Regions from separate parts of the Homo sapiens genome. Here region 1 is linked to region 2. The links are chromatin loops, found by intact Hi-C in ENCODE. Cell type or tissue: endothelial cell of umbilical vein. All regions are shown on one strand. Region 1 overlaps CIITA (class II major histocompatibility complex transactivator). Region 2 overlaps LINC01290 (long intergenic non-protein coding RNA 1290).

What was found. A loop is a pair of places that touch in the nucleus more often than their neighbours do. Peaks named below come from ENCODE experiments on the same cell type or tissue, not always from the same donor. Only the 100,000 strongest peaks of a DNase experiment are listed, where the experiment ranks them.
Region 1: a loop joins it to region 2, with 19 times the contacts of the local background. A loop is called at or near these places in 80 of 110 quality-filtered maps.

The regions. Positions count from the first base shown.
Region 1 is chr16:10,917,752-10,920,251 of GRCh38, forward strand. It overlaps CIITA (class II major histocompatibility complex transactivator), which reads left to right. Exons shown (of 20, transcript NM_000246.4): 16 at 689-775. Among named protein-coding and RNA genes, the nearest start is that of DEXI, 23 kb to the right of the region's middle. In endothelial cell of umbilical vein, a CTCF peak has its summit at 1,191 (motif pointing left); a DNase peak (open chromatin) is centred at 1,190; H3K4me3 peaks cover 288 bases.
Region 2 is chr16:10,513,480-10,515,979 of GRCh38, forward strand. It overlaps LINC01290 (long intergenic non-protein coding RNA 1290), which reads right to left. Exons shown (of 2, transcript NR_149081.1): 2 at 1,363-1,753. Among named protein-coding and RNA genes, the nearest start is that of LINC01290, 13 kb to the right of the region's middle. In endothelial cell of umbilical vein, a CTCF peak has its summit at 1,306 (motif pointing right); a DNase peak (open chromatin) is centred at 1,302.

The DNA of each region.
Region 1 (2,500 bases), 400 kb after region 2:
TTACCGGCATGAGCCACCACGCCCAGTTCAACATGATTTTTTACTGAACCTAGAGGATATCAAAATCTTCCCACACTCCCCCTCACAACCAAGGTCTTAGGATGGCCAAATAATTTACCGGAATTTACTTAGCAATTTCCTTAATTGTAGGACTGTGGGACTTCTCCAGTAATTTCTAGTGTCCTAGGTAACACTGTAAGCTAGATTTCTTCTCCTTAGTCCTTCCGTCCCCCTCTTTCTTACCCGCCACCCCACTTAAGTATTTATTGAGCACCTACTATGTGCCTGGCAGTGCTCTAGGCACAGGGATACAGTAATGAGCAAAACAGACACAGCCCTGCTCCATGTGAAGCCCACAACCCGGCAGAAAGGATTACACAGCCATTAAACAAATAATGCCAACACTTATTTCATTATAGTGCTGAAAAGTGGCGCAGAGGGAAAAGAGGGGATGTTGTAAAGTCATGGGACAGGTGGGGGCAGGAGGGTGCACTCTCCCTCCCATCCACCTCCTCATCCCTGCCCTCCCACTTGGCCACAGGACCTAACAGTATCCTCCTATTTACCGAGAGGTAGCTTAAGTCTGTCGACAGCGCCATTCACAGCCTATGACCCAGAACTCTCCTTGAGGTCAAAGTGAGGCATGCAAGTTTGGTCCTGAGCCCTCCCCCTCACTGTGTCCCCGCAGTCTGTCCCAGAACAACATCACTGACCTGGGTGCCTACAAACTCGCCGAGGCCCTGCCTTCGCTCGCTGCATCCCTGCTCAGGCTAAGGTGAGTGGGGCCCCGGATACCGGTCAGGTGCTGAGCTGGGGGGCTGCAGAGCGCAGGGAACCCACATCGTGCTGGCTGCAGGGGACACTGAGACCCTAGAAGCAATCACCACAGCCCTGAACAAAAGGATTAGCGGGACGTGGTGAAAGAAACTCTGAGCAAGTCAGTTATTCATTCCTAGCCGCTGTTTTCTTACCTGGAAAATGGGAACCATCCTAATGGTCTATGTAAGCACTTGTCACAATGCCAGGTTCTGTTATGCAATAAATATTGCTCCTTTTCCCCCAGGGATGGCGGGACCAGGCTTTTTCCGGAACCTAGGGGTGGTGGCTTCTGGAAGGCTAACCACGTACGTCAGCTTTTGCCGGCCTTGTCACTTACATGCCGGTCAGTGTTTCACTGCCACCTTCTGGTAGGCCTTGGCATAGCACCTCTTGCTTTTGAGTGACTTCCATCCAGGCCCTGGTGTGGTCCCAGAGGTAATGAGCGGACTGAGCTTGGACCAGAGCCCCAGTCATCCAACTCAGCATTACCAGCTCTTCTTACTCGCCAGACTGAGAGAAACTGCTCTCCTCTTCGCCAGAGCTCTTCACTTACTGAGGACAACCAGAGTCAGATTCCCAGGAAAGATGGCATTTGGTCCCTTATTATTTATTTATTTTTAATTTTTTTAATTTCTGTTTTTGAGATGGAGTCTCGCTCTGTCACCCAGGCTGGAGTGAAGTGGTGTGATCTCAGCTCACTGCAACTTCTGCCCCCCCCCAGGTTCAAGCTATTCGCCTGCCTCAGTGCTCCGAGTAGCTGGGATTATAGGCGCCCACCACCACGTCCAGCTAGTTTTTATATTTTTAGTAGAGACAGGGTTTCGCCATGTTGGCCAGGCTGGTCTCAAACTCCTGATCTCAGGTGATCCACCTGCCTCGGCCTCCCAAAGTGAGTACTAGGATTACAGGCGTGAGCCACCATGCCCGGCCAACTTATTTATTTATTTATTTATTTATTTATTTGGAGATGGGGTCTCACCCAGGTTGTAGTGCAGGGGTGCAATGATGGCTCACTACAGCCTCGACTACCTGGACTGAAGCGAACCTCCCACCTCAGCCTTCCAAGTAGCTGGGTCCTATACCCTCCTGAGCCTTGTTAATTTCTTCCCAGCATGATCACTGTTTTACAATATTTTATTTATGTAGGTGCTTACTTCTTGCTATGCAAAGAAACTCAGAAGCAAAAATAGAATCTGTCTGGTTCATAATTGTGCTAAAAACTAGAGATACAAGTATGAACTAGACAGATGTCGTTCTTGCTTTTGAGTTTCTTTGCGTAGTAGGAATTAGGCACATACATAAATAAAATATTGTAAAACAGTGATTCATGCTGGGAAGGAAACTAACAAGCCCCAGGAGGGTACAGGACTTCTGGGGAGATGATTCTTCCGTGGGAAGCTCTAGGGGAAAAGGACTCTAGGAAGAAAGAACAGCAGGTGCAAAGGCCCTAAGTGGGAAAAGGGGCTGTGTTTTAAGGGTCAGAAGGGCCACTGTGGCTGTGTGTAGTGAATGAGGGACAGAGGCTGGGCAATGGTGGAAGTAGGGGAGGTCAGGGGAATCCAGATCACACAGGGAGGCCCTTGTGGGTCACAAGAGGTATTTGCAGTTTTTCAGTGTGAATGGAAAAGTAGGTGGGCCTGGGAAGGCGACACTTGATCTGATTTACACTTTTCTTTTTTCT
Region 2 (2,500 bases):
CTGTGATCACTGGGGCAAGGACACACCTGGACATTCTTTTTTCTTACTCTGATGGAGGTAAATGCTGTCTGATCTATGAAAACAATCTTTCTACACCCAAGATTAAATAAAACTGTTTCTAACCCAGTTATGATTCTCTGGATTTGTGGGAACAGAATATCATAAATGCCATTGAAGAAGCTGGGATTGACTGGATTTAGCCAAGACAACACAAAAGCCAGATGGTATTTGATTTTTGCAACACAGAGGTTTAACTATTCAGATTCAGGAAAGTATTGAGCTTCCACGGGGAATTCCTAATGAGCTGAATAATCTGCAGGATTGATGTTCCAGATGCCTCTGAAGGGAGGACATGGGTCAGCACAGGAGACTCCCTAATCACAGCCAATGATCAATTCAAACTCATCTGACCACTATCGCAACAACGCATGATGGTAATTCTTTAGGATCATGGGGCATTCTCTGGACTACCCACAAATTACCCTAATCATCAATCCGCAGCTTGAAATCATTTCCCACTGGGCTAATTCTACTTATCTACCCCTTATCTCCTTACGAAAAAAAAAAAAATGTCCCATGAGCCAGGGACACTCACCTACCACTTGCTTGCAAATTGGGACCCATGAGTAGCAAGCAGAGAGATATTTGGGATAGTTAAGTAGTAGGATTGGAGGTCTTCTTTCAGGCTACTGGGTTCTGTATAAATCTAATCTGGTACAGCTATGGGCAGGAGTTATTTCTTGCAGCAAGATAGAGGCCAAACTTGGGTAGGTTGATTGTAACCCAAGACACAGAAGAAATTATTAGCAGTTGAACTAAGAGGTTTACCATATGGTAAAGGTTTGGAACATGCCACTCAGGCAACCCAAAACTCTGTTTTCACCTATTTGTTAAATTTTCATTCATCAGGGAACTATCGACCAATATGCCAGACAGTGTACCAGGCACTATCATGAATAGCAAGACCAGACAGAATCCCTGCCTTCTTGCAGCTGACCTTGTAGTGGGGGACACAGGAGGTTAACAAGTGAAAAGTACACACACGAGATTTCCAGAGAGCAGTGTCATACAGTTCACAAGGACACGGGCAAGGAGACATGAACTTTTATCTGGCCAAACCAGGTTGCTTTCATTTATAAAGGCCTTAATTGGAAACAGAAAGGTACAGATCCCAGGTCAAGGGGAAGGAAATAAGACCCAACTGCTGCTGGGGCTGGAATGTTTGTGTGTTCAACCTAGATTCAACAACCCGAATTTCACCCCTAAAAGACCTGAACAAACAATTTGGATAAATGCCCACCAGGTGGCAGGAGTGCCTCTTCCCTTCATTTCTGCAATTGAAATTAAACATGCACCTTATCCTTTAAAAAAAAAAAAAACCGTTTTGTTTTCATAAGCTATTTTTATCCTTTTCAATGTTGAAACCAGTTGATTTCACAATACTACTAAATAACATACTTAAAATACAGTGCCAATGTAGCAAGTCTCTAAGCTAGTATCTAGGTAAAATATGGCCCTTACCTTCCAGGCCTCCACGTTGATCTCAGTTGCTTTTGATTCTTAACTTGATTCACCAATCTTACCTGGAATTGCCTTACAAGTCAGTCAGCTTCTTTAAACTCAGAGTCCAGAGCTCTTCCTTGGCTGTGTTCTTAATTCCAGAGCTTCAGTTCTGCTTAGAGCCCAACATCCTTGCTGGCGGATTTTCTCATCAAGCAAAATGTTCCCTACTCTTTTCCGTCGTGCGTTCATCCTTTTATAAAATTGGAATTGAATGACGTCAATTAAAATAAATTAGTTTAAGCTGAAAATCCAACACAAGTGAAAAGTGTTCAAATCTCAATGAAACCATAGAAGCCATGCAGTCTATGTAGTCAACGATAACAAAGCTTATCTGATGGACTAAGTTGAATGTGGCCAAATAAATCACATAGGAAACCTCAACTCTTTTCTGCTCCCTTTGAAAATATAAAACAGGACGAAGGTTTCCAGAGCATTGCAGCAGGATGCAGTCATGGAATAAGAGAGAAAATCTTCAGCCAGGTGTGGTGGCTCACACCTGTAATCCCAGCCTTTGAAAGGCGGAGGCGGGAGGATCACTTGAGGTCAGGAGTTTGAGACCAGCCTGGCCAACATGGTGAAACCCCGTCTCTCCTAAAAATACAAAAAAAAAATTAGCCGGGCGTGGTGATATGCACCTGTAGTCCCAGCTACTAGGGAGGCTGAGGCACAAGAATCGTTTGAACCCAGGAGGCAGAGGTTGCAGTGAGCCGAGGTTGTGCCACTGTACTCCAGCCTGGGTGACAGAGTGAGACTCCATCTCAAAAAAAAAAAAAAAAAGGAGAGAAAACCTTCAGAAAACTCAGAGTTGCTGAGAGCACCAGAACTTAATCAGGAGAGGGGCTGGGGGAAGCACATGGGGTAACCCCCAGAATCTTGCTCTGGGCTAGAGAAGGCTCAACACACAGCAAGGAGAATATCAGAGAAGAGGCTGAAGGGG